Linked DNA regions of Homo sapiens: regions 2, 3 and 4 are each linked to region 1. A link is a loop called in an ENCODE intact Hi-C map of the cell type or tissue named here. Cell type or tissue: mammary epithelial cell. All regions are shown on one strand. Region 1 has its middle 40 kb from the start of SORBS1. Region 2 overlaps LOC107984257 (a long non-coding RNA gene). Region 3 overlaps ACSM6 (acyl-CoA synthetase medium chain family member 6). Region 4 overlaps LOC107984257 (a long non-coding RNA gene).

Region 1 (8,000 bases):
AGATGAGCCTGAAGTTTACACCAGAGAATAAATAAGATAGCTGTTTGGACATCACACACCACTTTGCCAGTTTCCGTTCTCTTGAATTATTTACCATCTAATTGTCTGCATTGAAACAGAATCTGGAAACACAGAGTCAGAGTTGTAGCCCTATTTGCAAGTTACAGAAAGAAAACTAGAGTTCAGTGAAGTACCTGAGGCAGAAGCACTTCATGAGTTTCTGAAGTTCTCTTACCTTGGGAGGGCTGTGAAAGCAGGGGGTGAAACCAGCACAGCAGCAAAGAGAAACACAGCCTCAGGCTGGAAGGGACCTTAGAAGTCACTAGTCCAGTCTCCCATTTGAGGTCACTCTCTCCCTCCAGTGTAGAGGTCTGGCATCTAGTCTGTACTTTCCCCTCAACTGGCTATGTCACCAAGAGCACCTGAACCTTGATTTCTTCATCTGCAAAGGATAGAATACAAAGAAGGATGGAATGGAAAATAAACCTGTCTATAAATTTAAAAAATTGTTATCACAAATTTTATTTTCACCATTGTACCAATAATTTCTTCTTTCTTTCTTTTCCTTTTCTTTCTTCTTTTTCTTTCTTTTCTGACTCTCTCTCTCCTTCCTTCCTTCTGTCCATCCTTCCTTCCTTCCTTCCTCTCTCTCTTTTTTTCTTTCTTTCTTTTTTTTTTTTTTTTCAAGACAAGGTCTCACTCTGTGGCCCAAGCTGGAGTGCAGTGGCACGATCTTGGCCCACTGCAGTCTCAAATTCCTGAGCTCAAGCAATCCTTCCACCTCAGCCTCCCTAGTAGCTAGTAGCTAGGATCACGGATGTGCACCACCATGCTTGGCTACTTTTTTTTTTTTTTTTGAGACAGAGTCTTGCTCTTTCGCCTAGGCTGGGGTGCAGTGGCGCGATCTCAGCTCACTGCAACCTCCACCTCACGGGTTCAAGCAATTCTCCTGCCTCAGCCTCTCGAGTAGCTGGGACTACAGGTGTATGCCACCATGCCCGGCTAATTTTTGTATTTTTTTAGGAGAGACGGGGTTTCACCATGTTGGCCAGGCTAGTCTCAGATTCCTGACCTTGTGATCTGCCCGCTTCAGTCTCCCAAAGTGCTGGGATTATAGGCATGAGCCACCGCGCCCGGCCCATCCTCAGCTACTTTTTGTATTATTTTTCTTTTTGTAGAGACAGGGTCTCACCATATTGCCCAGGCTAGTCTCAAACTCCTGGGCTCAAGCAATCCTCTGCCTAGGCTTCCCAGTGCTGGGATTACAGGTGTGAACCACCATGCCTGGTCTGCACCAATAATTCCCATAGAAAGAAATATTAATAGCTATGAAAATTTTAAAATAAAGTAGAAAACTTAGAAAAGTATAATGACAAATAAAACTCACTTGTCTCACTGCTCAGTAGAAATCACTCATTAGCCGAGCATGGTGGTGTGTGCCTGTAGTTCCAGCTACTCAGGAGGCTGAGGCAGGAGAGTCACTTGAACCCGGGAGGCAGAGGTTGTGGTGAGCCGAGATCGCGCCACTACACTCCAGCCTGGAAAACAGAGCGAGAGTCTCTCTCTCTCTCTCTCTCTCTCTCTCTCTCTCTCTCTCTATATATATATATATATATATATATATATATATATATACACATATATATATATATACACATATATATATATACACATATATATATATATATATACACATACATATATATATATATATATATATACACATATCTTTTTTTTTTTTTTGAGACAGGGTCTCACTCTGTCACCCAGGCTGAAGTGCAATGGCTTGATTATTGCTCACTGTAGCTTTGACCTCCTGGTCTCAGGAGACCCTCCCGCCTCAGCCTCCTAAGTAGCCAGGACTACAGATACACATAACATGTCTGGCTAAGTAAAAAAACAATTTTGTAGACATAGGGTCTTGATATGTTGCCTAGGTTTGTCTTGAACCCCTGTCCTCAAGTGATACTCCAGCCTCAGCTTCCCAAAGTGCTGTGATTACAGTTGTGAGCCACTGTGCCCAGCCCATAATATTATTTGATACATTGTCTTCCAGTCTTTTTCCAACTAAATATATATAATTGAGAAATTTTATTTATACTGTTTTATAGCTTAGTTTTTTCCTATTCAATATTTTCTAGTGCGTCTCGTCTCCACGTCAGTAAATATTCTTCAAAAACAAGAATTTTGGCTGGGTGCCGTGGCTCATGCCTGTAATCCCAGCACTTTGGGAGTCTGAGGTAGGCCGATCATGAGGCTGGGAGCTCAAGACCAACCTGGCCAACATAGCGAAACCCCGTCTCTACTAAAAACACAAAAATTAGCTGAGCATGGTGGCGCGCACCTGTAGTCCCAGCTACTTAGGAGGCTGAGCCAGAAGAGTCGCTTGAACCCGGGAGGCAGATGTTGCAGTGAGTCGAGATCGTGATACTGCACTCCAGCCTGGGCAAGAGAGCGAGACTCAGTCTCAAAAAAAAATAAAAAATATAAAAAAATTAGATACAGGGTCTCACTATATTGTTTAGACTGGTCTCAGACTCCTGGGCTCAAGCGATCCTCCTGCCTTGGCCTCCCAAGATGCTGGAATTACAGGCATGAGCCACCACTCCTGGCCAAGTTATGCATTTACTAGTTAGGGTCAATTTACACCACCAATTTCAATGGAAATCAATATGATTTTTGATATTTGCAAAGAAAGTGGTCCACTTCTTACAAACAGACTTCGGGATGAAAAATGAAGATGAGGCAGACACATCTACAGTGAGGAAACGGATGATGCCTCCTTTTTCCTCATAGGCAACTTGGGGGAGGGGAAAGGAGGTAAGTAAAGGCATGTGGGGGAAGTCAGAGAAGCATCCACACCTGCTCATTATATCAAGTGTCTAGAGACTCTCTAAATAATTCAGACACAGTCGGCTCCCTCCAGGGGCAGGTGTTGAGGAGAGTTTCCAGACAAGCAGCTCCTCTTGCAAAACTGGGGCAGACTGAGGATCTGATTACGTGAAAAGGGGTCCAGTTAGTAGCTATGGCAACCTCCTTCTTCAGCCTTACAACTTGCCTTTGGGATAAGGTACAAGAAGCTTCTGGGAAAACACTACTGCTATGCCCCCTGTGGTGGTGAAGAGTTTTGAAGCTCTGTTGTCTTGGGTTCAAATCCAGGTTCCTCCGCTACAGTGTGATCTTGGGGAATTTACTGATCTTTAGGTTCTATACCTGTAAAATAGGGGTAACAATTCCCCTACTCAGATTATTGTGGCATCATGCATAATTCATCTAGCCCCCTTACTATGATGCTTAGTACATGGTGCTTAGTACATAGTAGATCTGTCCTAAGAATGTCCTCACTTTATGTCCTAGGAATTGATGCTTGGACTTTAAATAAAAGAGAAACGTAGGGCCTGGTGCGGTGGCATGCACTTGTAATCCTAACTATTCAGGAGCTGAGATAGAAAGATTGCTTGAGTCCAGGAGTTGAGTTTGAGACCAGTCTGGGTGACAGAGTGAGACCCCTGTCTCAAAGGGGAAAAAAAAAAGCAATGTTGAAAACTAAGAGAAAGCCATTCCTTAGAATCATAAACAGTAACAGCCAATAGTTATTAAAGGTTAACCATATGCTGAATACCGTGCTGAGTGCTTTACATTTACTCTCGCAAAACCATTTATGGATACGTATCATCAAAATTCAGAGAAGTTAAGACACTTTCCCCAGGTCAAACAACTAGTAGGTGTTAGAATCAAGGTCCAAACCCTATTCTGCCTCTAAACTGAAAAGGCCTGTGCTCTTACCCTGTAAGGAAGAGGATCTCTGGAAGTTATTTTACTGATCCAGCACTTCATTTCCAGGAGAGCAGCCTGAGGATCGGGAGGGGATAATTTGCTGGGCATTGAGGAAGAGCAGGCCGACTTCCTTAGGTCCATGGGACCCGACTGCCCTCTAGCGTTAGAGGAATCCTGGGGCCAGATGGAATAAAGAGCAAGTTGGTTTTCTTAGGTTATGGTGACTCCTCCTGCCTTCAGTATGGGATCATAGCTGCCTAGTTTGGTGTTTTCCTATTGGCCAAAGGGTTTCTCCTAGGGATTAGGGTAAAATAGGCTGTAAAGGGTGGGACTTAAGGATAAGAATTACCTGAATTTAGAGCAGCAATTCTCAGACAGATCAACGTTTGGACCATCAGGTGGAGGGAATGTCTCTTATCCCCAGCATCTGGCACGTAGTGGGTGCTCACTGGATACTGAATGAGGCTTTAAAATCTCATTCTCCCTAATAGCAGAGTTCTGTAAAATAGCAGAGATCTGCAAACTTAAATGAGGTGCCCTTAAGGTAGTTATGAAGTTATTCATCGATTTTTGCCAGAAGTGCTAGTGGAAAAGACATTGTAACATTTAACTCAATTCTACTACAGGAGACTCCACAGGACACTTTCATAAGGAAGAGAGAACAATGACACTCTTCAGTGGTTTAGAAATAAGTTGGGGTCAGGGACGACTTGATCGTCTTAGACTGCCAGCCTCATACCAGTGTCCCTAATGGTCCATGGATCTCAGAGAAAGCCCCCTCCATCTCTATAGCTCTGCCCAAGTAGCCTGTTTCAAAGCTACTCAGTGAGCATCTGTGTGCATTGCACCTTGCTGGGCTCAGTGGGGGATACAAAGACAGATATGCCAGATGTGGCTAATTGTGGCCAACCTGGATGGTGCTTCTTCCATGAGCTAGGTGTCCGGTCCATTATCTGATTATTTACTGACAGGAGTCTTCAAGGTAAGTATTAACTGTCTACTTTTTTCCAAATAAGGAAATTGAGGCTCATTGCAGCAAAAAACAATCCTGCAAATTCCTACAATTTATAGATGGGAGTGCAAGTCATATGACTTCCAAATCCATACTCTTTCCACTATGCCACTCTGGCCAATTCTTTGAAATATTAGGACTCCTTTTCTAAAATGCAGGTATCTCCAAGACAATTATTCCTGTTTTTGTCTGCTTGGGCTGCCATAACAAAATATCATAGACTAGGTGGATCAAACAACAGAAATTTATTTTTCAGTCTGGAGATTGGGAAGTCCAAGATCAAGGTGCTGGCCAGTTCGGTGTCTGGTGAGGGCCCTGCTTCCTAGCTTGCAGGAGACTGTTTTGTCTTCTCACTGTGTCCTCACATGAAGGGCAGGAGGTCAAGGTCTCTAGAGTCTCTTATTTTACTTTTTACTCAACAGTTTGTTGAGAGACGTGGCATCTCTTACGAAAGCACCAATCCCACCATGAGGGCCCCACCCTCACGACCTCATCTAACCCTAATTACCTCCCAAAGGCCCCGTCTCCAAACACCATCACATTGAGGGGTAGGACTTCAACGAAGGAATTTGGGAAGGGCACAAACATTTAGTCCATAACAACCCCCATCAAGCCATCAGTTTAAAAATAGATGGCTTTTCCTATACTTTGTTTCTTACATTTAGCTTTCTCTAGCCTCATTTCCTACTGACCCTTAGTCTGTAGCCTCTGCCTAGGGCAAGTTTACAACTCACTTTTTTTTTTTTTTTGAGACAGAGTTTCACTCTTTTCACCCAGGCTGGACTGCAATGGCACGATCTCATCTCACTGCAACCCCCATCTCCCAGTTCAAGAGATTCTCTTGCCTCAGCCTCCCAAGTAGCTGGGATTACAGGCGCCTGCCACCATGCTCGGCTAATTTTTGTGTTTTTAGTAGAGACAAGGTTTCACCATGTTGGCCAGGCTGGTCTTGAACTGCTGACCTCAGGTGATCCATCCGCCTTGGCCTCCCAAAGTGCTGGGATTACAGGCATGAGCCACTGCACCGGCCTACAACTCACTCTTTCCTCTCCAAAACTGCCTGGGAATTTTGTCTTTTCTCCACCTCTTATGGAGCACTTCAGCTTTCCTATATTAAACCCGCATTACAAAACTCATCAATGAGTTCAAGGGAACAAAAGAGCCTTCCAAGAAAATCTCTTTGGAAAGTCACTAGGGGTAACTGTACCTAACATCGCTACCCCCTAATGTAGTAGCTTACCCGATTTTTATCTTCTCCTCTTCCTCACAAAGAGGATCTTGATTTTTGTTTGAGCAGGAATGTGCCCAGCTGTAAAACTCTACTTCCCAGTCCTTGCAGCTACAGTTGCTCATGTGGCCACAATAAACAGTTCCTCCTGATGAGATGTAAGGGAAGTCACTTACTGGGGCTTCCAGGAGAGCTCTTTAAATGTGGGTGTGTTGGGCGAACTCAGCTGTGCATGCCTCTTTCCCCTGCCCTTCTTCCTGACTGGGACATAGATGGAACACAGGTGTGGAGATGGAACAGCCATCATGGTGCAAGGGAAGCTGCGGAGTTAAGAATGTCAGGGCTGAAAGTTGGAAAGAGTCTGGGTTCCTAATGGCATCACAGAGTTGCCCCGTTGGTCTTGAGCTACTTCTGGACTTCTCATTATGGAAGAAAAACAAAACTCTCAGGTTACTTACAGTAGTGGTAATGCTGAGATAAATCATATAAGGGGCTAAAAATTCCAATTCTTTGCCCCACCCTCAGAAATTTTGGCTCAGCAGGTCTGGGTGCGGGAATCTACAGTTTTAGCTAGGCCCTGTGGTCATTCTGTTACAATGATCCTTGAACCACAGTTTGAAGTAGTCTGAGGCCCACATATACAGCAAATAGCAGAGGGGTGTGTGTGTGTGTGTGTGTGAAGAGCGGGTCAGTGATGTTGGGTTTTGCTTTCAATGCCTACCAAAGACTTGGCCAGCTGTGGATGTCAGATATAAAAAACACCTTGTTCAGCTAATTTGCAATTTAGTGATAAAGAGCTTCCCACACCTCCATCTAACTAGAAAGCTTATCCAAGCTCCCATTTCATGAGTGTGGAAACTGAGGCAAAAATGTTTAAGTAGTTACCCAAGGTCACAATGCCAGTCAGTGACAGAGCTGGAAAAAAAATTCTGGAGTCCCAGTTCAGTGCTCCCTCCATTACACTGGGCTGCAAATAGCACCATGAAACTTTAGTGTCTGCTCACCTCTCCCTCCCATTTCCTCTGTCAGGCAGTGCAGTGGGACATTGTGGCTACCTCTCTGGCCGCCATCCCAGCCCTCTTTTATTCCCCAGCAGCCCTACTGTTTAGGTGAATGAATCCTGCTCTCAGCTCCATGAATCAATTAGGATAATCTTCTTCCCCTATCCGATTTTCCTCCTCCCTTACCAATAGAACCCTTACTTTCTTGGAGCTGCAATGTGCCCAAATAAAAAAGCTACACCTCCCAGATCCCTTTTAGAGAGGGTAGGCCATGAGCTAGTTTTGGTCAAGCACTGGGCAGGGGGGTCTTCCTGGAATGTCACTTAGAAGGGGCAGCTGGCAGACACTCCTCTGCCTATGGTTTTTCCTTCTTCCTGCTGGCTGGAATGCAGTCCTGATGGTTGGAATGCCACTACCATGTGGACAAGAGCCTTACCCTAGGACAGAAGAGAATAAATCAAAAGCAGCCCCAGTGCCTGATGGCCTTCATGGAGGCATTAAGTCAGCCTTGAAGCTGCCTACCTCCAGAGCTCTTTTTACATGAGAGAAACAGGAATGATCAAGTTCAAGCCCCAATTCTTTGAAGTTTCTGTGGCATGCAGTTCAACTCAATGTGTGCATTTATAGCAATGATTGATGCAGGCCAGTTTAATGAGTGAAGCTTGGGGTTTCTGTCTGATGATGATAGTGGTCTTTCTCAGGGCCCAGATGCAGGCCTGCCTTCTCAGTGGTCTTCCCCAAGGGCCCCAGCTCTCTTGGGCTGCCTTCTATTTAAGATTCCTGGGCATTTGTTGTCTGGTTGGGAGCTCATTGTGGTATTTGTGACAGTTTCAGGCAGGACTGTTTATAGCCTTTTCAGGCAAGCTATGCCAGAACTCCTCATCCAGAGGGCAGGGCAGTCAGGGTGACTTGCCAGACCATGTAAGGGTCTGGAGGAGAGGCAGGCTGTGCAGCCAGCCTGGGAACATGTTCCACATGACAC
Region 2 (8,000 bases), 420 kb before region 1:
GTAGTCCCAGCTACTCGAGAGGCTGAAATCGAAGAATTACTAGAGCCCAGAAAGCAAAGGTTACAGTGAACTGAGACTGTGCCACTGCACTCCAGCACAGGTGACAGAGCCAGACCCTGTCTCAAAAAAGAAAAAAAAAAAAAGTGTGTGTGTGTATTATATATATATATATATTAGGGAATATGTTTGTAAAAATTATAAAATGGTTCTTATCTATAAAATACTGATAGGTGACAGACAATTTAAAATTTCTTACTTTCAGCTAGGCATGGTGGTTCACAATTATTTTTATTACAAAAATAAAATTTCTGTAATCTCAGCACTTTGGGAGGCTGAGGCGGGCAGATCATCTGAGGTCAGGAGTTCCAGACCAGCCTGGCCAACATGGCAAAGCCCCATCTTTACCAAAAATACAAAAAATTAGCCAGGTGTGGTGGCGCATGCCCATAATCCCAGCTACTTGGGAGGCCGAGGTGGGAGAATCACTTGAACCCGGGAGGCGGAGGTTGCAGTGAGCCAAGATCATGCCACTGCACTCCAGCCTCGGCAACAGAGTGAGATTCCGTCTTAAAAAATTAAGGAAATTTTCACTAAAATTTAAGGTTACTAAGAGTTAAAATTTTTAATTAGTACATATAATTCTATATATACAATGTGCCAAAAAATAAGGCGTTCTTGGTGAGAAAAAAATTATTAGAAAGTCATAAAAAATACATTTTATTGAGAAAAAGAATATTTTTATCGAATTTGGGGATCATTTAAAAGTTGTTTCACAGTAGCTAGAAAAGAACTAGTAAGTAGGAGACAGATGTAAAGAAAGTTATGGATATTAAGATGTAATTTTGGTAACAGAAGTCTTTCTAAAGATTGAAATTTGACATTAAAATACATTAATACAAAACAACAAAATAAGTTGGTCCCCTATGTTAGAATGACAGTTTGCTTACTGATTTGCTCTTAGTAAAATTTTAAGAGGTTTTATTTTTAATTCTAAAATCTTATTTAATAGAAGATTTAAACTAGTTCTAATTCTTCCTGAGATCTAACTAACTTCCCTAGTTTCAGATTGGAAATGCGGTGTCTTTCTTTCAGAATGGCCATTTCATTTCTAGAGGTAACATTTTTCTTTTTCAAACTTCTCAGATTTATATCCGAAATTCAACTTTCTCTGTACCACATTGCAGGTCATAAACCACTGCCTTCTGTTTTCTCCCCCTTTAAAAAGGTGTATCTTTTTGCATGGCCACAATGGTAACAGTGGTAGCTCTGTCTTTCAACATTTTTGTCAACTCCTGTAACATTTTTTCTCTGGTTCTAGTTCTGCTGTTATGGCCTGACACTGAAATGGTTAGCATGAAGGTCTGGAAAACCAATGTTTTCCTCCAACATAACTTGAATCTGTACTTTTGGCTTTTCTTCCTATGTCTAAATTGTTGTTCCATGTAACCAGGAAACTTCCCATGCTGTTACTAACAGCCATGTATTCCCTGGCTCATGGTACTAATTTCCTTGTTTACATTCCTCTAAAATACAGTGTACACTCATATCCCCGTACATACTCTTCCTGTGTCTGATTAAATTCAAGTACCCTTTTTGATTACTCAGGAAAACTAAGCTTTAAAAGGGTTCGAGTTTTCATATCCACATAACTTTCTGTATAGCTTTTAAGTCTCTGGTTAAATGACTATTCTTTTAACAGTGACCTGTGATTCTGTTTTGATCAAATGTTTTCAATCTTTGACAGGTTTCCCCAGAGTCAAAAATCCTAAATTAAGTCTTAAAATTAACTTCGGGACTGTTCAGCTGGGTCCCTGGAGAGTCTAAAGAATGGATCTCTCACCTTGTAGAGATATTAAATTATTAGATTTGGTAGACTGTATGAGCGGGCATTGTCAAATGTTGTGATACTGCATGGGAGAGCATTGTCAAATTATGTGATATTAGATCCCACTTCAGTTACATTTATAGGTATGTTATTGACACGCATGTTCCAAAAATTATATAAACTTATAAAAATTTAATGATTCATAATTTTGATTGTTACGCTAAATATTTGCTAAAGTTACATTTGTATAAATATGTTATTAATGCATTCTGAAGATTGTATGAAATTTATAAAAGCCTGGTGGTCCTGATGTGATGCTGTCAGTCATGATTCTGGTTATTGTCTTAACATGCTGCACGTAAGAGAAGTAACTAAATTTCCTTGTCAATTGGGAACTTTCATCAGATTTTCATCATAGCTATTCTGTTTCCATCATCCACAGTTCTGCTTTGAATTCGAAAAATATTTGCGATCAGCGATAGTCCAAATTTGCTTTTCATGGAAAAAACTCTTAACAGGTCCTCTTGAACACAGGTTTCTGATAACTTTCAGATCAATAAACTACCCCAGCCTTTACCACTATGCAATATAGGCATGTAAGAAACTTGTACTTATACCCTTTAAATATATTAAAACAAATGTTTTAAAAAAATAAACTAAACACAAATTCCTAGAACTCTAATAAACTTAAGGGTTCAAAAAACTGCTAAGCAAGATCAAGCAAAACAAAAAATCTATGAAATTAAGATAATATTTTTATAACTTTTATTTAAAACACTGTTGGTTGTATTCTAGATTTAAGAAAGGTTTCTCACAGATGTTATCTATAATTTACATCAGTTTGGTAAAGCACACTTGTAAACAAAGGTGGAAGCATTTGGTTTTTCTCCCTACTTGATCCCTCCAAAATTTGGAAACTATTCACAAATATTCTAATTTTCGTTTACATATCGGCTCTTTATAAGCAGGATAAAATCGGAAATATTGGTTATATTATCAAGGCTTTGACTGAAACATCATATTTAAGAATATGCATAAAATGCCCGGATTCAAGAGTTTCCAGCCTTACAGTGAGGGGAGAAAAATGTCACTTCCTGGCGGACCTGACAACCTTAGAACTTTTCGGGGAGAAGCTTGGCAGGGAGGGGACCTGGCAGCTGCTCCTGGGCAGGAACCAGAGGGCAAAGTCCGTGGCGACCCTCGGGCCTGGCGGGGACCTTACGCTTCCCGGCGTCTTTCCCTCTGCCCCGCCGGCTGCTGAGGGAGCGGCGGCCGCCCTGCGCCTGGAGGTCGTTCCCTCGCCTCCTCCGGGCCGCGGGTAGCGAGAGGCGGCGGCGGCCGGAGCCGGTGTGGGCGGCCTGAGGCGAAAGCCCGGCCGGCCCCTAGGGGAATGAAACAACCACCGGCTACCAGAGCAACAACGGCCTCCGCGGCTGCACCGCCGACTTCCCGGAGGAGCGAAGGCGCCCCGCAAAAACACGCCGCAGAGCGGAACCCGGGCCCCGCCGCCCCAGCAGGGGGCAGCAGCGACGCAGACAGGAAGCCCAGGTCCTGGGCGCTGGACACCTCGGCGGCCTCCGCGACCAATGAGCGCCACACCAACCTCCAGGCGGCGCTCCCACCGCACCTGCCGCCGCCGCCGCCCCGGGGCGAGAACTGCGCCGTCGGCCCTGCCACGCTGACCCGTGGGGCCCCGGCCGCCGCCCCAGGGTGACGAGGAGGAGCAGGACGGGGCCCCAGAGAAGGGCAAGAGCTCAGAGCTCGGGCTCCAGTGCCAGGAAAAGGCCAGGAGCAGAAGATGGAGAGATGGAGAAGCAGCAGGTGCGGAGAAGCGGCGCTCCACGGGCTGGGTCAGCATCCGCTGGCGGATCTTAGATGACTTTGAAGATGAGGAAGCAGGGCAGAAAGAGCGGAAACGAGAAGGTGCAATGACACAACGGAACCCAATGCAGAATCCAGCCCCAGGACTCAAACGCTGGCTTTAATTCCAACTCACACCCCGTGCCCCTAATCAGAGAGGATCAGGGGAGATGGAGGACCCAAGGAACCCTGGCACCTGAAGGGTGGGAATCTGAGGCCAAGACTGATTGTGGGAAATTGTGGGAATCAGGAAAGGAGGAAGTGAGGCAGAATGGGGGGACGGCGGGGGTGGGGGGATGGCGGGGAGCTGGGCTAGGAAGGATTAAAAATCAGAAGCTCAGAGGCGAGTAGATCATCTGACGTCAGGAGTTCGAGACCAGTCTGGCCAACATGGCAAAGCCCCGTCTCTAAATAAAATACAAAAAAATAGCCGGGCGTGGTGGCGCGCGCCTGTAATCCTAGCTACTAGGGTGTGCTGAGGCAGGAGAATTGCTTGAACCCGGGAGGCGGAGGTTGCAGTGAGCCGAGATGGTGCCACTGCACTCCTGCCTGGGCGACAGAGCAAGCCTTGTCTCAATAAATAAATAAATAGTTAGAACCTTAGGAAGGATCCAGAGGGGAACTGTCCTTAGGAAGGTGCATGCTGGGGATGAAGGAATTGGTTTTAAGACTCAGGAAGTGAGGGCAAGGGAGAGACGAGTGTTGGGGGTGCAGTGGGGTGCTAATGCAGCAGCCAAGCAGAAGACTGGAGGAAAACAGAGCCCTTCTCCTCCAACTCCAGCTGCTCCTCTGAGTCCCAGGCCACCTGCTCCTGTGTCTGCCAACCTACTGACATGTCTCCCAGCCCTGCTGGAATGCTGTTCCTCCTGATCTCTGCCCTGCCCCAGACCTTTCACTAACCCCACCACCCCCACTGTCCAGGTCCTACCACCCCACTGCCCCGACCATAGCCTGCCCCTATCCCAGATGCCTCTCCTTCCAGCCTCTTGCCCTAGGTGACACAAAGGGGACCTGGACATGCAGGTGAAGAGGGTGTTCTTCTGGGTCCTCCTGCTCAAGTATCCCGCTCATGCAGTTATGAGTGTGAGTAAATGTTGGATATGACACAGATTCTATTTCTCAAGCTGTTTCACACTGTGGTTTACCTAACAGTGTTTTTGTGGAATCATCTATGGGGATTTGGTCCTCCCTGCAGACCTCAGTGCAGATTTCTTGAGCAGCCTACAGGGGCTCTGGCCCCACCTGTCCACACCAAGTTCTGGGTCCTGCATGCCCTGCTTGGCCCAAATACAGCAAGGTTGACAGGATGGAAAGCTGAAAATGGTGACTTATAATATCGAAAAGTAAGGATTTCACGGCCCAGTGAAACAGAATGGAGAACCCAGAAATAAATCCTTGCATTTACAACCAACTCATTTTTGACCAAGGCACCAGGAACATACCTTGGGAAACAGATGGTCTCTTCAATAAATGGTACTGGGAAAATGAGACACGTGAAGAATAAAACTAGACTTCTATGCCTCATCATATATAAAAATCAAATCAAAATGAATTAAAAACTTACATGTAGGAAACTATGAAACTACTAGAAGAAAACATAGGGGAAATACTTTAGAACACTGGTCTAGGCAAAGATTTCCTGAGTAAGACCTCAAAAGCACGGGTAACGAATGCAAAAATTGATAAATAGAATTACATCAAGCTAAAAAGCTTCTTCACATCAATAAAAATAAAAATAAAGTGAAGAGACAACCCACAGAATGGGAGAAAAATTTTCCAAACTATTCATCCAACAAGGGATCACTAACAAGAATACGTAAGAACTCAAAAACAAAAATTCCAAATAATCCAATTTAAAAATGGGCAAAAGATTTCAATAGACATTTCCCAAGAGAAGATACACAAATGGCCAACAGTTATATGCAAACATGTTTAACATCACTAATCATCAGATAAATCCAAATCAAAACCACAATAAAATATAATTTAACCTCAATTAAAATGGCAATTGTCAAAAACTCAGAAAATAACAAATGCTGAAAAGGACACAGAGAAATGGGAGCGCTCAAACACTCTTCGTAGGAACATAAAATAGTTTATCCACTATGGAAAACTGCATGGAGGTTCCTCAAAGAACTAAAAATAGAACTATCATATGATTCAGCAATCCCACTGCTGGGTATATGCCTACAAGAAAGAAAATCAGTATGTCGAAGAGACATCTGCACTCCCAGTTTATTGCAGCACTATTCACAACAGCCAAAATATGAAATCAACCTAAGTATCAACGGATGAACGGATAAAGTGTGGTACATATATATGAAAAAAAAAGGATTTGTGAATATACTAAAAGCCATTGAATTGTATGCCTGAAATGGGGAAGTTGTATGCTATATGAGTTCTATTTCAATAAAGTTGTTTTTTAAAACATAAGGAATCTTATTTAATAATCATCATGGGCATTCTTGGAAGCCCTCTGCAAGATCCTGTTTCAAGTTCTGCAAGTTTGGGGTCCAACCTGTGTGAACCTTGTTTCCCTATGAGTACATTATTTATGTTTGTGAAAGCTTGACAGCTCCAAGAACACTAATACTTAATCGTTGGTTTTAGCACTAGTCTGTGTAACCAAATACCACCTGTACCCCCTATAACTTACGGAAAAAAAGTGAAATGTCTTTTGCACTCTGTTATTTCGAGTTTGTTGATTTTTAGCAACATCTGGGTCATCCCTTTTCTTCTTCTCTGGCAGGCTGCCCCTAGGGATTCCCTGTTCAGCCAGTTTGATGAGAGCCCTAAGAAACCCATCAGATACCAAAATAAATGGCTATATTCTGCTGGAATGTTTGTAGTGGGGGAATCACATATGACCAGGAGGTGAATTATTATTGTCATTTCCTTTGTGAAATGTGTCACTTGTCATCTCTTGATTTACCCAAGGCAGGGAGAGAGAAAGAGAAAAAGGGAGTTGATCAGACACTTCCCATTAAGATAAGTATTAATAAATTTCTTCTGATCACCATGGCCCAGATACCTATGGAGGGATCTGGAAAGGTCCAGTGTTCAGGAACAACCCTATCATTTAGGCAGTGTTAGGCCAATTGAATACTTCCAATCAAAAGAACCTATTCTGTTTCCTTTGAGTCTTTTAAAAGGGCAAATGTCTTGAAAACGTTTATTCTTAGAGTTTTGGGGGTTTTGTTGTTGGTTGTTGTTGTTGCTTCTATCTTGGCTGCATTTTTCATAGGTCATCTAACCTCTCTTTTCCTAGCATCTTTGAGCATTTGGATAAATTAAGCTGTCTTGCATTTCCCACCTCCACCCTTGCTCATGGCCGCATTCGCCTCTCAAAATTCCCCTGAGCCTTCTGAGGACTTTTTTTTTAACTTTTATTTTAGATACAGGGAGTACATGTGCAGGTTTGTTACATGGGTATACTGCAATTAAGTAGTGAGCATAGTACTCAGTAGGTCGTTTTTCAACCCACGCTCCTCTCCCTCCTTCCCCACTCTAGTACACTGTGTCTACTGTTCCCATGTTTATGTCAATGGATGCTCTATGTTTAGCTCCCACTTATAAGTGAGAAAGTGCGGTATTAGGTTTTTCTATTCCTGTATTAATTTGCTTAGGATTATGACTGAGACCAACTCTTATCCTTCACGCTGTTAAGTAGCTCTGATCTTCAAGATTAGCCAGAAGGAATCTGTACACTCTGCAAGTGTTTCAGTGGCACTTTGTTTATACTGCTTATGGGGCATTTGAGTTCATTGCCTTAAATTGCAGGTAATTTGTTATAAATTTGCCTCCTCTAGAAAGTCACAGGTTTTGTAAGGGAAAGAACTGGGTCTTGTCTGTTGACCTATCCTATAGGATATTTCCGTATTGGCAGCAGCTCATATTTCCATGTATTTTGTGCATCACTTGAGCAGAATTTGTCCCACTGAAATAATACCTACATGTCTTTTTAAATCAAATTAGTAATTCCTTGCTGAGGTTGATCTATATCAGTACAGTTAAACACTGGATAAGGGGTTCAACATAAAGATTACTTCCAATGTTGACAGTCTAAGATTCTGTAAAATTATTTGTGAGGGTGCAAGAAATGTGAAACTACCACATGTATAAGAATGTATAAGAATGGAGTGTACCACATGTGGTAGAATGTGTAGTACGTGGTAGAATGTATGGCACACTGTTTGACACTACACTATGTGGTATATCATAAAAATGTGACACTACCACATGTAAAGAATGCTATGACCTGTGGTCTCAAAGGTTAAAAAGGTTTATATCTCACCCTTCTTCATATATTTTTTAT
Region 3 (8,000 bases), 400 kb before region 1:
GCAGAGTTCTTACTTGGGTCGCACAAAGATATTATAGAACAAAAATGAAAATTACAACCAGGCACAGTGGATCACGCCTGTAATCCCAGCACTTTGGGAGGCCGAGGCAGGTGAATTGCCTGAGCTCAGGAGTTCAAGACCAGCCTGGGCAACATGGTGAAACCCCATCTCTACTAAAGTACAAAAAATTAGCCTGGTGTGGCTGTGTGTGCCTGTAGTGCCAGGTACTTGGGAGTCTGAGGCAGGAGAATTGCTTGAACCCGGGAGGCAGAGGTTGCAGTGAGCTGAGATCATGCCACTGCACTCCAGCCTGGGCGACAGAGCAAGACTGTCTCAAAAAAAAAAAAAAAATTACTTCCATGGTCACATAAATAAAATTATCTCTGACGGCCTAGGCCTGAACTACATCAAAATGTGGTTGACAAGAAAATAAAAATTAATGGCAGGGGAGAGATATAGTTGTGTTTGTTGTTATTGGTCATGGGAGGAGAAGGGGTTGGGGAAGGCCCATCCCATCCCTGCCAATTCTCATTGTTATAATAAGAAACTCTATGGAAGAACATTCCATGCTCACGGGTAGGAAGAATCAATATCATGAAAATGGCCATACTGCCCAAGGTAATTTATAGAATCAATACCATCTCCATCAAGCTACCAAAGACTTTCTTCACAGAATTGGAAAAAACTACTTTAAAGTTCATATGGAACCAAAAAAGCCTGCATTGCCAAGTCAATCCTAAGCCAAAAGAACAAAGCTGGAGGCATCATGCTACCTGACTTCAAACTATACTACAAGGCTATAGTAACCAAAACAGCATGGTACTGGTACCAAAACAGAGATATAGATCAATGGAACAAAACAGAGCCCTCAGAAATAATGCCGCATATCTACAACTATCTGATCTTTGACAAACCTGACAAAAACAAGAAATGGAGAAAGGATTCCCTATTTAATAAATGGTGCTGGGAAAACTGGCTAGCCATATGTAGAAAGCTGAAACTGGATCCCTTCCTTATACCTTATACAAAAATTAATTCAAGATGGATTAAAGACTTAAATGTTAGACCTAAAACCATAAAAACCCTAGAAGAAAACCTAGGCAATTCCATTCAGGACATAGGCATGGGCAAGGACTTCATGTCTAAAACACCAAAAGCAATGGCAACAAAAGCCAAAATTGACAAATGGGATCTAATTAAACTAAAGAGCTTCTGCACAGCAAAAGAAACCACCATCAGAGTGAACAGGCAACCTACAGAATGGGAGAAAATTTTTGCAACCTACTCATCTGACAAAGGGCTAATATCCAGAATCTACAATGAACTCAAACAAATTCACAAGAAAAAAACAAACAACCCCATCAAAAAGTGGGCAAAGGATATGAACAGACACTTCTCAAAAGAAGACATTTATGCAGCCAACAGACACATGAAAAAATGCTCATCATCACCGGCCATCAGAGAAATGCAAATCAAAACCACAATGAGATACCATCTCACAGCAGTTAGAATGGTGATCATTAAAAAGTCAGGAAACAATAGGTGCTGGAGAGGATGTGGAGAAATAGGAACACTTTTACACTGTTGGTGGGACTGTAAACTAGTTCAGCCATTGTGGAAGTCAGTGTGGCCGTTCCTCAGGGATCTAGAACTAGAAATACTATTTGACCCAGCCATCCCATTACTGGGTATATACCCAAAGGATTATAAATCATGCTGCTATAAAGACACATGCACATGTATGTTTATTGAGGCACTATTCACAATAGCAAAGACTTGGAACCAAATGTCCAACAATGATAGACTGGATTTAGAAAATGTGGCACATAGACACCATGGAATACTATGCAGCCATAAAAAATGATGAGTTCATGTCCTTTGTAGGGACATGGATGAAGCTGGAAACCATCATTCTCAGCAAACTATCGCAAGGACAAAAAACCAAACACCACATGTTCTCACTCATAGGTGGGAATTGAACAATGAGCACACATGGACACAGGAAGGGGAACATCACACTCTGGGGACTGTTGTGGGGTGGGGGGAGGGGGGAGGGATAGCATTGGGTGATATACCTAATGCTGAATGACGAGTTAATGGGTGCCGCACACCAACATGGCACATGTATACACATGTAACAAACCTGCACATTGTACACATGTACCCTAAAACTTGAAGAAGAAGAAAAGAAGAAGAAGAGGAAGAGGAAGAATAGGAAGAAGAAGAAGATGAAAAGAAGAAGAAAGAAGAGGAAGAGGAAGAAGAAGATGAAGAAAGAAGAAGAAGAAGGAGAAGGAGAAGGAGAAGAAGAAGAAGACTCTAAACAGGTCAGAACAAAGTAGCAATTCTATGGGCTGCTCCAGGGTGGATGAGAAAAAGAGAAGAAAGGCAAGAGAAAGAGATAAAAGGAGGAAGAAAGTTGTAAAGGAAGAAAGAAGTTAAGTTCAGAAGGTAGGAGAGAAGGAAAGGAGGGATGGGGAAAGAGGCGAGAGATGGGGGAAAGAGATGAGAGAGAGAGAGGACAGAAAGGAGGAAAAAAGGAATAAAGGAGGGAAAGAAGGAAAAAAGGGAGAAAAGAGCCTTCCTTCCCTCCATCCTCAGGGAGAGAAGAGGACAAACCCGTGTTGTTAAGGAGGAGAAGGCTCAGCTAGAATGGAAATGCTTTGAAAGTTCTAGGTAACTTCATCCATGCATTCACTAAGAGGTATTGGAAATTAAATTCTTTCCCCTTCAAAACTCGTCCCACTGAAAAATAAGTTGCATTGGAAGACAGGTATATTTGAAGGCAGGAATAGAATCCTATCCGCTAGGAGGAGGGCACTCTTCTCTACTTACAGGATCATGCCCTGAGAAATCTTTTCTTAAAAAAATTTAGACTCAGGAGGTGCATGTGCAGGTTTGTTGCATGTATAGATGGCACAATGGTGAGGCTTGAGCTTCTAGTGTACTCATCACCCAAACAGTGACCATAGTACCAAATAGGTAATTTTGCAAACTTCACTCCCCTCCAGCCTCCCCAATGTCTATTATTTCCATCTTTATGTCCATATGTACCCACTGTTTAACTCCCACTTATAAGTGAAAACAGGCAGTATTTGATTTTCTGTTTCTGAGTTATTTCCCATAGGATAATGGCCTTCAGCTCCATCCATGTTGCTGCAAAAGACAGGATTTCATTCTTTTCCATGGCTGAGTAATATTCCATGTTGTATGTATACCACATTGTCTTTATCCAATCATCCACTGATGGACCCTTAGGTTGATTCCATCACTTTGCTATTGTGAATAGAGTGCTACCATAAACACATGAATGCAGGTGTCTTTTTTATATAATGATTTCTTTTCTTTTGGGTAGACACCCAGTAGTGGGATTTATGCCCAGAGAAATCTCTGCCATCCTGGGCAGGGCTGGTTTCACGTTACATGCTGAGTTCTCTCAGGAGGTTCTTCCCTAGGCTCATGCCTGACATTATGTTGAAACCTACCAGTACTGCCATGTCAGTAAACAGTAAATATTTCTGTGCCAGTTGAGAAACAGTAGCTCCCCCTAAGCCCAGGCATCCTAGCCTCTCAAGATCTAGCCACTTGAGGGTGCTGTCTGGCAACAGTGGCCTCCCATAGCCAATGTCCATGCTGACTAATATTCATATTTTAAACATCACCCTGCCTAGGACGGACTCAGAGGGCCTTACCCCGCCCTCTGGAAGGTTAGTGCCAAAGGAGAAGAGGACAAATGGAGCTTTGAAAGGATGACTCAACTCTCCAAGAAGGCCGCCAGCATCCTCTCAGACACCTGTGCCCTTAGCCATGGAGACCGGCTGATGATAATCTTGCCCCCAACACCTGAAGCCTACTGGATCTGCCTGGCCTGTGTGCGCTTGGGTGAGGCATGGGAGACGGACCCCAGGGGTTGGAGGCTTATGTGAATCCCAGCCTCAGTTATTCACAGAATGGAGATGTTAGAGGGATCTCTATCTGATGCCTGAATTCTTCCCACAGTGTGGGGGATCTTTAAACAGGCCTAGATTTGAACCCAGCTCCACCACTTACCACCTCTGTAAATTATGCCTCTCTGAATCTCAGTTTCCTTGTCTATTAAATATGGACAGTAATAGTCCATATTTATAGAACTGTTACGGTCCAGTCTTACAGAACTGTTGTGAAGAGTAAATAATCCACAGAGCGCTTAGCTCATAGGCTGTTTATCACCTCAAGGAACTGTAGACCTCTGTCCTAACATAGTCATCATCAAAACAACAGACAGAGCATGCACATCTTGCCCTCTCTGGGCCTCAGTTTCCCCATCTATAAAAAAGAGAATGTAGGGGTACTGGGTGCAGTGGCTCACACCTGTAATTCCAACACTTCGGGAGGCCAAGGCAGGCAGATTGTCTGAGCTTAGAAGTTTGAGACCAGCCTGGGAAACATGATGAAACCCCAACTCCACTAAAAAAAAACACAAAGCAGAAAAAAAAAATTAGCTGCATGTGGTGGCACACACCTGTAGTCCAGCTATTCAGGAGGCTGAGGGACAAGAATTGTTTAAACCTGGAAGGCGGAGGTTGCAGTGTGCTGAGATTGTGCCACTGCACTCCAGCCTGGGTGACAGAGCAAGGCTCTGTCTCAAAAAAAAAAAAAAAAAAAGACAGAGAAGGTAGGAATATCTCTAAAGCGTCCTCTACCTCAGTCTGTGACATGTTAGGAACTAGGCTGCACAGCAGGAGATGCGCAGAGGGCAAGTGAGTGAAGCTTCATCTGTATTTACAGCCACTCCCCATTGCTTGCATTACCACCTGAGCTCTGCCTCCTGTCAGATCAGAGGTGGCATTAGATTCTCATAGGAGCGCAAATCCTATTGTGAACTGTGCATGCGAGGAATCTGGGTTGTGCACCCCACATGAGAATTTAATGCCTGATCATCTGCCACTGTCTCCCATCACTCCCAGATGGGACTCTCTAGTTGCAGAAAAGCAAGCTCAGGGCTCCCATTGACTCTACATTATGATGAGTTGTATAATTATTTCAATATATATTACAATGTAATAATAATAGAAATAAAGTGCACAATAAATGTAATGCACTCGAATCATCCCAAAACCATCCTCTTGCCTCAGTCTGTGGAAAAATTGTCTCCCACAAAACCCAGGTGCCAAGAAGGTTGGGGACCACTGCTCTTCATCCAGTATTAGAGAGTCCTTGAGAGTCACCCTGAATGAGCTTGGGATCAGCCAGAATAGAGCTGCTCTTTGTGGATATCCCATCCATGCCCCTGAGGCTCAATCCTCCAACATAAACAGGAAATGCCTCAATCAAGAGCCCCTTCACATGTGAGAAGTGAAGGATACTGGAAAGGAGCCCACCCCCAATATCATTCCTCTTTATCTGCTATAGTACCTGACTTTCTATTCTTAGGATACAGGCATATATTTTTTGGTAGTTGGAAGGTGCGTATGAAAAACAAAGTACCCCTGAGATGGGCCAAACTCATTAGGAGTTGCCACAACTGGCCTACTGCCTTTGCCTGCTAACAGGGATGCTAGATTTAAAAAAAAAAAAAAAAAAAAAAAAACTGAAAAGTGATTCAAAGAGCAGGTGTCTTTGAGAATGCCAGCTGTCAGTTATGGGGAGCATACAGAAGAGAGGAAGGGAGTGAACCCTACCCTCAGGCCTATCCAGGCTCCCAGTGTTTCCCCAGTTCCCAATGGACTGAGTTATCCTGAGGGACAATTGATCCATGTCTGAGAAAGGACAGGGACCACTTCAGTCTGGGTCACCAGAAATTCTTCCTACCTGAGGCCAAGTTACGCAGAGTGATTTCCTTAGCCACATACCAGTCCAAAGCAGGGCTATCATTTTCACTCACAATAATTAAAATTGCTTATTGATGGTATAAGGCAAAATGAATGAAAACAAAATCGAAAACTCAGAACAGACCAAAGTATATGTAAGAATTTATCAGCCGGGCGCAGTGGCTACGCCTGTAATCCCAGCACTTTGGGAGGCCGAGGTGGGAGGATCACCTGAGGTGAGGAGTTCGGGACCAACCTGGCCAACATGGTGAAACCCCGTCTCTACTAAAAAAATACAAAAATTAGCCAGACGTGATGGTGGGCACCTGTAATCCCAGCTAATCCGGAGGCTGAGGCAGGAGAATCGCTTGAACCCGAGAGGTGGAGTTTATAGTCAGCCAAGATCACGCCACTGCACTCCAGCCTGGGTGCCAGAATGAGACTCTGTCTATTTAAAAAAATAATAATAATAATAATTTATCAGGTCTTTTCAAGCCATTAATGAAAGCATTGATTAGTTCTTAAATGATTTAAAGATAACTGTTTGAAAACGTTAAATGTCATAACTCTACCTCCAAATAATGTACCAAAATAAATTCAAATGAACCATTAAAAATTGAAATGTTAGAAAAGGACTTAAGTATTAGAAGAATATATAGGTGAGTACATAAACTCATGGAAAGGCTTTCTGAATATGACACCAGATACCCAAACAAAAAAGGAAAAAAAAGATGTACTACACTTAATGAAATTTTTAAAATTTCATTCATCAAAAAAATCACTATAATGTATAAGAAACATCTGTGTGGCCAACTTGGAGGAGGGACCAGGGTGCACTCCTCCCTTCTCCATATATGTGAGATCTGTCTGTGTGATTACATCTGATGTGCCCTTTTGGTGGCATCCAGAAAGCTGCACAGTGATGGCTCTAACAACACATGCATCTCTCCTAATGAGAGAGCTCTCAATTATTATAAATTACTCAACATGATAAAGTTAAATTGGCTTTTAAACTACGCTGACATTATCACAAGAAATTTCAACATTATATCTGTAAACAAAATGAAAAGCTGTTAGATTATTTTTTAGATATAGTTTCTACTATTATAAAGTTCTAGTATTTTTCTTAAACCACCACAAAAGAAATTTGAACACTGCCTTAGTCTGCTTGGGTTACTATAGCAAAATGCTATCAACTGAGTAACTCATATATAACAGAAATTTATTTCTCACAACTCTGGAGGCTGGGAAGTCCAAGATCAAGGCAGACGCAATGTCAGTGAGGGCCCACTTTCTGATTCAGAAATAGCTCCTTCTAGCTGTGTCCTCATATGATGGAAAGAATGAGGGATCTCTTGGGAGCCTATTTTATTAAGGCACTAATCCCATTCATGAGACCTCCACTCATGATCTGATCACCTTTCAAAGATCTCACCTCCATCACCTTGGAGTTTAGAATCTCAACATACAAATCTGGGTTGGAGGACACACAAATTCAGACCATGGCAAAGACAAATGCCAAAATCGAAAACATATTTGCAACACTTATGAAAGATAAGTGGTCAATGGCCTTAATGTAGAAAGAGTTCTTACTAATCAATAGGGAAAATAAATTAACATTACTTGGCACTCCTCTTCAAATGCTTCATCTAAGGGTGGGGGCACTTGAAAGTGTTTGCAGTTATCTAAAGAAAGATACTTCTTTGTGTCACCCACAATTGCACGGTTTCATATATATATACTCAATGCTAAAGGGTAACTTGATAGCTATAAGATGGCAATCAGTGATACTGAACAGGTCTTTTCCACTGTGTCCCTCGGCCTTCCCATCAGCCCAGTGAGTAACTCGAATTAGATGAACTCCCCATTCCATGCCAGATCCTGTTTCCTATGACTTTGTTTTGGAGATATAATTTATATACTATAAAATTCACCGTTTAAAAGTGTACAAATCCATGGTTTTTAGAATATTCACAAAGCTGGGCAACCATCACCACTGTCTATTTCTGGAAGATTTTCATCACCCCAAAAAGAAACCCATTAGCAGTCCCTCCCTATTCCCCGCTCTCTGCAAAACCTGGCAACCAATAATCTACTTCCTATCTTTGGATTTGCCTCTTCCAGATATTTCTTACAAATAGAATGCAACATCTAGCTTTTTGTCCCTGACTTCTTTCAGTTACCATAATGTTTTCAAGGTTCACCCATGTT
Region 4 (8,000 bases), 470 kb before region 1:
AAGTTTGAAACCTTCCAGAGACTTGTTGAATGGCTTTAACAAAAATGCTGATAGTGATATGAACAATAAGGCCCAGGCTGAGGTAGTCTCAGATGGAGATAAACTTCTTGGGAACTGGAACAAAGGTGACTCTTGTTATGTTTTAGCAAAGAGACTGGCAGCTTTTTGCCTCTACCCTAGATATTCATGAAACTTTGAACCTGAGAGAGAGAATTTAAGTTATCTGGCAAAAGAAATTTCTAAGCAGCAAAGCATTCAAGAGGTGACTTGGGTGCTGTTAAAGGCATTAAGTTTTAAAAGGGAAATAGAGCATAAAAGTTCAGAAAATTTGTAGCCTGACAATGCAATAGAAAAGAAAATCCTATTTTCTGAGGAGAAATCCAATCCAGCAGCATAAATTTACATAAGTAATGAGAAGTCAAAAGTTAATCCCCAAAACAATGGGGAAAATGTCTCTAGAGCATTTCAGAGGCCTTCACAGCAGCCCTTCTTGACACAAGTCCAGAGTCCTACAAAGAAAAAGTGGTTTTGTGGGCTGGGCTTGAGGTCCCCATGCTTTATGCAGCTTAGGGACTGGTGCCCTGCATCCTGGCCACTACAGCCATGGCTGAATGGGACCAATAAAGAACTCAAGCTGTGGCTTCAGAGGGTGTAAGCCTCAAGCCTTGTCCACATTATGTTGAGCCTGCCAGTGCACAGAAGTCAAGAACTGGAGTTTGGGAACCTCCACCTAAATTTCAGAAGATGTATGGAAATGCTTGGATGTCCAGGCAGAAGTTTGCTGCAGAGATGGGGCTGTCATGGAGAACCTCTGCTAGGGCAGTGCAGAAGACAAATGTAGGGTTGGAGCCCCCAAACAGTATCCCTACTGGGGCACTGCCTAGTGGAGCTGTGAGAAGAGGGCCACTGTCCTTCAGACCCTAGAGTGGTAGATTCACCAACAGCTTGCACCATGCACCTGGAAAATTCATGGTCACTCAACTTCAGCCAATTAAGGCAGCCAGAAAGGAGGCTTTACTCTGCAAAGACACATGGGTGGAGCTGACCAAGATCTTGTGAACCCACTTCTTGCATCAGTGTGACCTGGATGTGAGACATGGAGTCAAAGGAGATCATTTTGAAGCTTTAAGATTTGATTGCCCCACTGGACTTCAGACTTCCCCGCAGCCTGAAGCCCATTTGTTTAGGTCAATGTTTCCCATTTGGAATGGCTGTATTTATGAAATGCCTGTACCCCCATTGTATCTAGGAAGTAACTAACTTGCTTTCAATTTTACAGGCTCATAGGCAGAAGGGACTTGCCTTGTTTTAGATGAGACTTCAGACTTTGGACTATGTACTTTTGAGTTAATGTTAAAATGAGTTAAGACTCTGGGGGACTGTTGGGAAGGCATCATTGGTTTTGAAATGTTAGGACAGGAGATTTGGGAGGGACCAGTGGTGGAATTATATGGTTCGGCTGTGTCCCCACACAAATTTCATCTTGAATTCACATGTATTGTGGGAGGGACCTGCTGGGAGGTAATTGAATCATGGGGGCAGGTTGTTCCTGTGCTGTTCTTGTCATAGTGAATAAGTGTCATGAGATCTGATAGTTTTAAAAAGAGGAATTTCCCTGCACATGTTCTTCTCTTTGCCTGACACCATCCATGTAAGATATGACTTGCTCCTCCTTGCCTTCCACCATGATTGTGAGGTCTCCCAAGCCATGTGAAACTGTGAGTCCAATTAAACCTCTTTCTTTCTTTTGTAAATTGCCTAGTCTTGGGTATATCATCTTTATCAGCAGTGTGAAAAACAGACTAATACACTCTGGAAGTTGCTTTTCTAGTCTTGGGGAATCATTCCCTTTGGGCCTTCCTGATATGATTGCTAGAAGGGCTGGGTGAATTGTGCAATGCTTGCAAAGGTCTGGGTTTTCTCATAGGGCAAAGAAATCTTGTATATAATGGACCTTGGGCCATTTTCCCTCCCATATGGAGAAAAGATCTAATTCTTGGACACAATTTAAATTAAAGCTTCCTTCCACAGTTTAGGCTGTTTCAAGTGGGTAAGAAGGCCACACCTTTGTGGGAAAAAAAAAGCCACTTTTCTTCATATCTCAGGGTAAAAAGAGTCCCAGTGTTTTCAAATGCACTCCAGAGGACTACAGGCCGAAGATGATCTGTTACTCATCTAGAAATGGAAGCATGAAAAAGATGTCCCTTTAGTCTCCTTCCTATTGGTGTGACCTAGGGTGGAGGGGAAGACAGTGGTGGCATGCTCCACCTACTGATTTCCCTCCTTGGCTCCTGAGTACCAGCACCTTATTTAATGTGCTGCCCATGGCTGCATTCTTGCAACCCTGCAGCCATTTAAAAATACAGGACCAGAGGAACTAAGCAATTGAGATTAGTCATGCTTACCCATGTGACTCTAGTCCTCCACTTGTGATTTCCCTTTGACTTCCTAGACTTATGTGGCCTCTGTGGCTCCTAGAAGGATGGATCTTGGGAAAAACTATAATATTTGCATTTGAGCAAGGCTCCTTTAATGGATAGTGCATGCTAGATTGAACTCTATATCCTGCTTATTATGGCCCATGTTAAAGCGTTTACCCTTAGAGAATGGTTCCAATTAACTTCCAAACTTGAAATCCCCTTGCTGATTGCCATTCTAACTGGTGTGAGATGGTATCTCACTGTGGTTTTGGTTTGCATTTCTCTGATGGCCAGTGATGATGAGCATTTTTTCATGTGTCTGTTGGCTGCATAAATGTCTTCTTTTGAGAAGTGTCTGTTCGTATCCTTTGCCCACTTGTTGATGGGGTTGTTTGTTTTTTTTCTTGTAAATTTGTTTGAGTTCTCTGTAGATCCTGGATATTAGCCCTTTGTCAGACAAGAGGGTTGCAAAAATTTTCTCCCATTCTGTAGGTTGCCTGTTCACTCTGATGGTAGTTTCTTTTGCTGTGCAGAAAGGATCTAGAACTAGAAATATCATTTGACCCAGCCATTCCACTACTGGGCGTATACCCAAAGGATTATAAATTATGCTGCTATAAAGGCACATGCACACGTATATTTACAATAGCAAAGACTTGGAACAAACCCAAATGTCCATCAATGATAGACTGGAGTAAGAAAATGTGGCACATAGACACCATGGAATACTATGCAGCCATAAAAAAGGATGAGTTCATGTCCTTTGTAGTGACATGGATGAAGCTGGAAACCATCATTCTCAGCAAACTATCAATCACAAGAACAAAAAACCCAACACCACATGTTCTCAGTCATAGGTGGGAATTGAACAGTGAGAACACTTGGAACAGGAAGGGGAACATCACACACTGGGGCCTGTCATGGGGTGGGGGTAGGGGAGAGGGATAGCATTAGGAAATATACCTAATGTAAATGACGAGTTAATGGGTGCAGCACACCAACATGGCACATGTATACATATGTAACAAACCTGCACGTTGTGCACATGTACCCTAGAATTTAAAGTATAATTAATTTAATTAAAAAAGAAAAAGAAAAAAAATCCCCTTACTATTTCAGTACCATTTTAATTGGAGGCAGAATAGGTGCCTTAAAAGAACATAGGGACCAAATGGCAGTTTTCTAGTTGATGGGACAGTATCGAAACTAAACAACTTTGTCTTTGGAGGACATTTTACTCCTAATTGTTGTTGAAGGCAGAGTTTTCCTGTTCACAGAAGCAGCATGAAGCCTGGTCTCTAGCAGAGGGGCACAAAAAGGGAGGAGAATTTGGAGGCTAGAGTGTTTTGGCAGAGGACCAACAATGTGCTTCATGGAGAGAATTCCCATCCCACTAGGTGGCGCTGTTGACCTTGAAATGCCATGTGATCTCTAGACTAAGGGCACAGGGTGACCATGACATGTCATGTGCTCTCCATACCAAGGGCAGAGAGTGAACTTCAAATGCCATGTGCTCTCCAGACAAGGGTAGAGTGTTACCTGGAAATGCCATATGCTCTCCAGACCAAGGGCAGAGAGTGACTTCACTGTGATGAGGGACCCTCTATTCCTAGAAAATTACAACGGCATTCCCTTGAGCTACACCTTCAGTTACTATGGCATTTCCTGATCTTACCTAACAAGATTACTTCCCTGAACTGTAAAATTGCTGTGGCATTGCATACAAAGAGAGAGAGGATGGGAGACATGGTGGTTGCAGACAGGAATGGAGGAAATTATAGTATGAAAGCTGGAGATCCTGTTGCTGACACTCTGTCAGGCAGTCAGAGGATGAGGTCAGTCCAAATCCTTTGAACAACACCAGGGAGTAGCTTCCGCCAGAAATCCTCAGTTGCTTCAGAACTTTTTCCAGCCCCATTCAATTGCTAGGTCCTCTGAAAGAAAACTGGTTCAAACATGGCCAATATGCCCAGCAACGTGTGGGTACTGGGGGATTCTACATGTTTTCCCCAGCAAGCCTCTCCCCCATGTCTTGTAAAGCTGGCAGCCATGCTAATTATTTTTAAATGACTGAAGGGAGCCCAGTATTTGGTATGATTTGATTCTAAAATGGAGGCTGAGAGCCTTGAAATGAAAGGACAGAGTTGAGTTTCACTCCTGTATTCAACATTCCAATGAAAGTACCTTGGGATCCTGGACACACCCCCAGTATGAAGATGCATTGTTGTCTAAGGTAAATACCTGAGGTTCATCGTCTTGCAACAAGAAGTCTAAGGGCATGGACACACACAAGGAGTGAGTTTAGGAGTAGAAGTTTTATTTCCAAAGAAAGAGAAAGGAGAATAGCTCTCTCTCTTGTGAGAGAGGGGGCGTCCAAATAAGAATTCTGCCCCATGGCAGAGTGAACCAGATTTTACAGACAGGCTTGAGGAAGCAGTGTCTAATTTACATAGAGCCCACAGATTGGTTGGACCAGGGGTGAGGTTTACATAGTGCATGGGGAAGCTGGCCATCCCATCCTAATCGTCTTATTATGCAAATGGGATCTTTGCTTGACTAATGCCATGTTCCCTGCTCCTTACTGTACATGTGGCTGGCAAAGAGAAGGGAAGATGGAACTGACATTTTGAATGTGCCCAGTCCCAGGCAGCCTTTTCTTATTAGCACAACTGATGGCATTCACCAGTGCAAGCTTCCAGCTTGTTTCTCTATGTCTGCAAGTCATTTTACAGTCTGCTATTTGTAGGAAAAGAAAGTATTTTGGGCTGCTTTTCATTAAAAGGAAAACCTTACTGAGGACTCCTGTGCTCTCACTATCTGCCTAAATAACTTTTTAAAACTCATATATTACTAACATATGTTGCATCTTGGAGAAGTTTCCATATGCATTGAGAAAAATGTGGTTTTTTGTTACTGTTGTGTGGAGTGCTTTGCATGTGTCTGTTAGGTCCAACTGATTATAGTATTGTTCAAGTCCTGTATTTTCTTATCGAAGTCCTGTCTGGTTTTCTTTTCTTCATCATTAAAGAATTTTTTTTGCTGGATAAAGTATTATAGACTGGCAGTTATTTCCTTTTAGCATTTAGATGATATTATTCTATCATCTTCTGAATTTCATTGCTTTTATTTAGAAGTTAGCAATAGTATTGTTACTTTGAAAGGAAATGCATTTTGTTCTCTTTCAATTTTTAGGAACTTTCTTTAATATGTGTTTTATAGTCTTTTGAATATTTTCTGCCTAAACATGTTTTCTTATATCTGGTTTCAGGCTCATAGTTCTCCTCCAATATGTAACCCAATATCTTTAATCTGCTCTGAAAAATTCCAGGTGTTTATCTGTTCAATAGCTTCTTCTCCATTCTATCTTATCTCTCCTTGGGAAGTCTAATTTCAACCTAAGCTCTATAAGCTTCTTCATTGCCTTTTCTCTATATTTTTTTCTTAAGACTGTATGTTGTTTTCTCATTTATTTTCCAATTTATGAATTATTTAGCTATGAAATATCTGGTATTAAACCCATTCATTAAGCAATTCGCTATAGTTAGTGTATTTTTAGTTGCAAAATGTTCATTTAATATTTTAAAATATTTTATATTGTTATGCTGGTATTATTTACCTTTGAATTTATTTCTATATATATGTAGTAACATTTACTGTTATACAACTTTCAGAGAATTCCAAGATTTATGTTAATGTGGGGTTTTATTCTGTTGTCTATATTTTATTCTCAAACTTCTCTATGTGTCTTGTTTTTATTTCTATTTAGACATGGGGTCTCCCTATGTTACCCAGGCATAACTCAAATGCCTAAGCAGAAGCAATGCTCCCATCTCAGCTTCCCAAGAAGCTAGGGCTACAGGCATGCACCACTATACTTGGTATGTCATTTTATTTTTTTGCATATCTAGTTCTTTCATGTTTTCTTTTGCTCTGTTGAAATATAAAATAAATGCAGTTAAGAGCAATCATATTAAGTATAAACATTAATGAATATTTACACGTGTATAAACTTTCATAAACACCATTCACATCAAGATCTACAACACTTCTAACATGCCAGATGCTCTATTATGCCTGTTACAAGTACATTTGCCTCAGAGAATGAGGTGTTATTCTGACAGAAGGTTGATTTTGTCAATGAGGGTTATACTCTACCAATGTAAAAAAATGGAGGACTTCTGGCAAGATGGCTGAATAGGAAGAGCTCCAGTCTGCAGCTCCCAGCGAGACTGACACAGAAGGTGGTGATTTCTGCATTTCCAACTGAGGCACCTGGTTCATCTCAATGGGACTGGTTGGACAGTGGGTGCAGCCCATGGAGGGAGAGCAGAAGCAGGGTGGGACATCGCCTCACCCTTGAAGTGCAAAACGTCGGGGAATTCTCACCCCTACCCAAAGGGAGCCATGAGGGACTGCGCCATGAGGAATGATGCACTCCGACCCAGATACTGTTTTCCCCATGGTCTTCACAACCCCCAGGCCAGGAGATTCCCTCCAGTGCCTACACCACCAGGACCCTGGATTTCAAGCACAAAAGTGGGCAGCCGTTTGGGCAGACACTGAGCTAGCCGCAGTTTTTTTTCATAACACGGTGGCACCTGGAATGCCACTGAGACAGAACCATTCACTCCCCTGGAAAGGGGACTGAAGCCAGGGAGCCAAGTGGTATAGCTTGGTGGGTCCCACTTGAATGGAGCCTAGCAAGCTAAGATCCACTGGCATGAAATTCTCGCTGTAGGCACAGCAGTCTGAGGTTGACCTGGGAAGCTCAAGTTTGGTGAGGGGAGGGATGTCTGCCATTGGTGAAGCATGGGTAGGCAGTTTTACCCTCACAGTGTAAAGAAAGCCACTGGGAAGTTAGAAATGGGCGGAGCCCACCACAGCTCAGCAAGTCCACTGTGGCCAGACTGCCTCTCTAGATTCCTTCTCTCTGGGCAGGGCATCTCTGAAAATAAGGCAGCAGTCGAAGTCAGGGGCTGACAGAGTACCTGGGGGGAAGGGGTGGCTGTGGGCACAACTTCAGCAGAGTTAAATGTCCCTGCCTGATGGCTCTGAAGACAGCAGCAGATGTCCTGGCACAGTGTTCAAGCTCTGCTAAGGGTCAGACTGCCTCCTCAAGTGGGTCGCTCACCCCCGTGTATCCTGACAGGAAGACACCTCCCAGTAGGGCCTAACATACACCTCATATAGGAGAGCTCTGGCTGGCATCTGGCAGGTGCCCCTCTCGGACAAAGCTTCCAGAGGAAAGAACAGGCAGCAATCTTTGCTGTTCTGCAGCCGCTGCCGGTGATACCCAGGAAAACAGGGTCTGGAGTGGACCTCCAGCAAACACCAGCAGACCTGCAGCAGAAGGGCCTGTTAGAAGGAATACTAACAAGCAAAAAGGAATAGCACGTTCAGTCAGAGACCCCATCGGAAGATCACTAACATCAAAGACCAAAGGTAGATAAATCCACAAAGATGGGGAGAACCCAGTGCAAAAAGCCTGAAAATTCCAAAAACCAGAATGCCTCTTCTCTTCCAAAGGATCACAACTCCTCACCAGCAAGGGGACAAAACTGGATGGAGAATGAGTTTGAT

What was found. Peaks named below come from ENCODE experiments on the same cell type or tissue, not always from the same donor. Only the 100,000 strongest peaks of a DNase experiment are listed, where the experiment ranks them.
Region 2: it touches region 1 in a loop (5-fold over the local background); 4 of 110 quality-filtered maps call a loop at or near these places.
Region 3: a loop joins it to region 1, with 16 times the contacts of the local background. A loop is called at or near these places in 4 of 110 quality-filtered maps.
Region 4: a loop joins it to region 1, with 14 times the contacts of the local background. A loop is called at or near these places in 15 of 110 quality-filtered maps.

What each region holds. Positions count from the first base shown.
Region 1 is chr10:95,597,390-95,605,389 of GRCh38, forward strand. No RefSeq gene overlaps it. Among named protein-coding and RNA genes, the nearest start is that of SORBS1, 40 kb to the left of the region's middle. In mammary epithelial cell, a CTCF peak has its summit at 3,935 (motif pointing left); a DNase peak (open chromatin) is centred at 3,952.
Region 2 is chr10:95,180,425-95,188,424 of GRCh38, forward strand. All of the region lies in intron 3 of LOC107984257 (a long non-coding RNA gene), which reads right to left. It also overlaps the pseudogene PAWRP1. Among named protein-coding and RNA genes, the nearest start is that of ACSM6, 9.8 kb to the right of the region's middle. RefSeq lists silencers at 2,910-3,209, 3,400-3,729, 3,750-3,799. In mammary epithelial cell, a CTCF peak has its summit at 3,358 (motif pointing right); a DNase peak (open chromatin) is centred at 3,337; H3K4me3 peaks cover 998 bases.
Region 3 is chr10:95,198,314-95,206,313 of GRCh38, forward strand. It overlaps ACSM6 (acyl-CoA synthetase medium chain family member 6), which reads left to right. Exons shown (of 11, transcript NM_207321.3): 3 at 3,672-3,882. All of the region lies in intron 3 of LOC107984257 (a long non-coding RNA gene), which reads right to left. Among named protein-coding and RNA genes, the nearest start is that of ACSM6, 8.1 kb to the left of the region's middle. RefSeq lists a silencer at 3,837-4,131. In mammary epithelial cell, a CTCF peak has its summit at 3,586 (motif pointing right); a DNase peak (open chromatin) is centred at 3,688.
Region 4 is chr10:95,129,294-95,137,293 of GRCh38, forward strand. It overlaps LOC107984257 (a long non-coding RNA gene), which reads right to left. Exons shown (of 10, transcript XR_007062253.1): 7 at 1-8,000. Among named protein-coding and RNA genes, the nearest start is that of ACSM6, 61 kb to the right of the region's middle. In mammary epithelial cell, a CTCF peak has its summit at 3,818 (motif pointing right); a DNase peak (open chromatin) is centred at 3,828.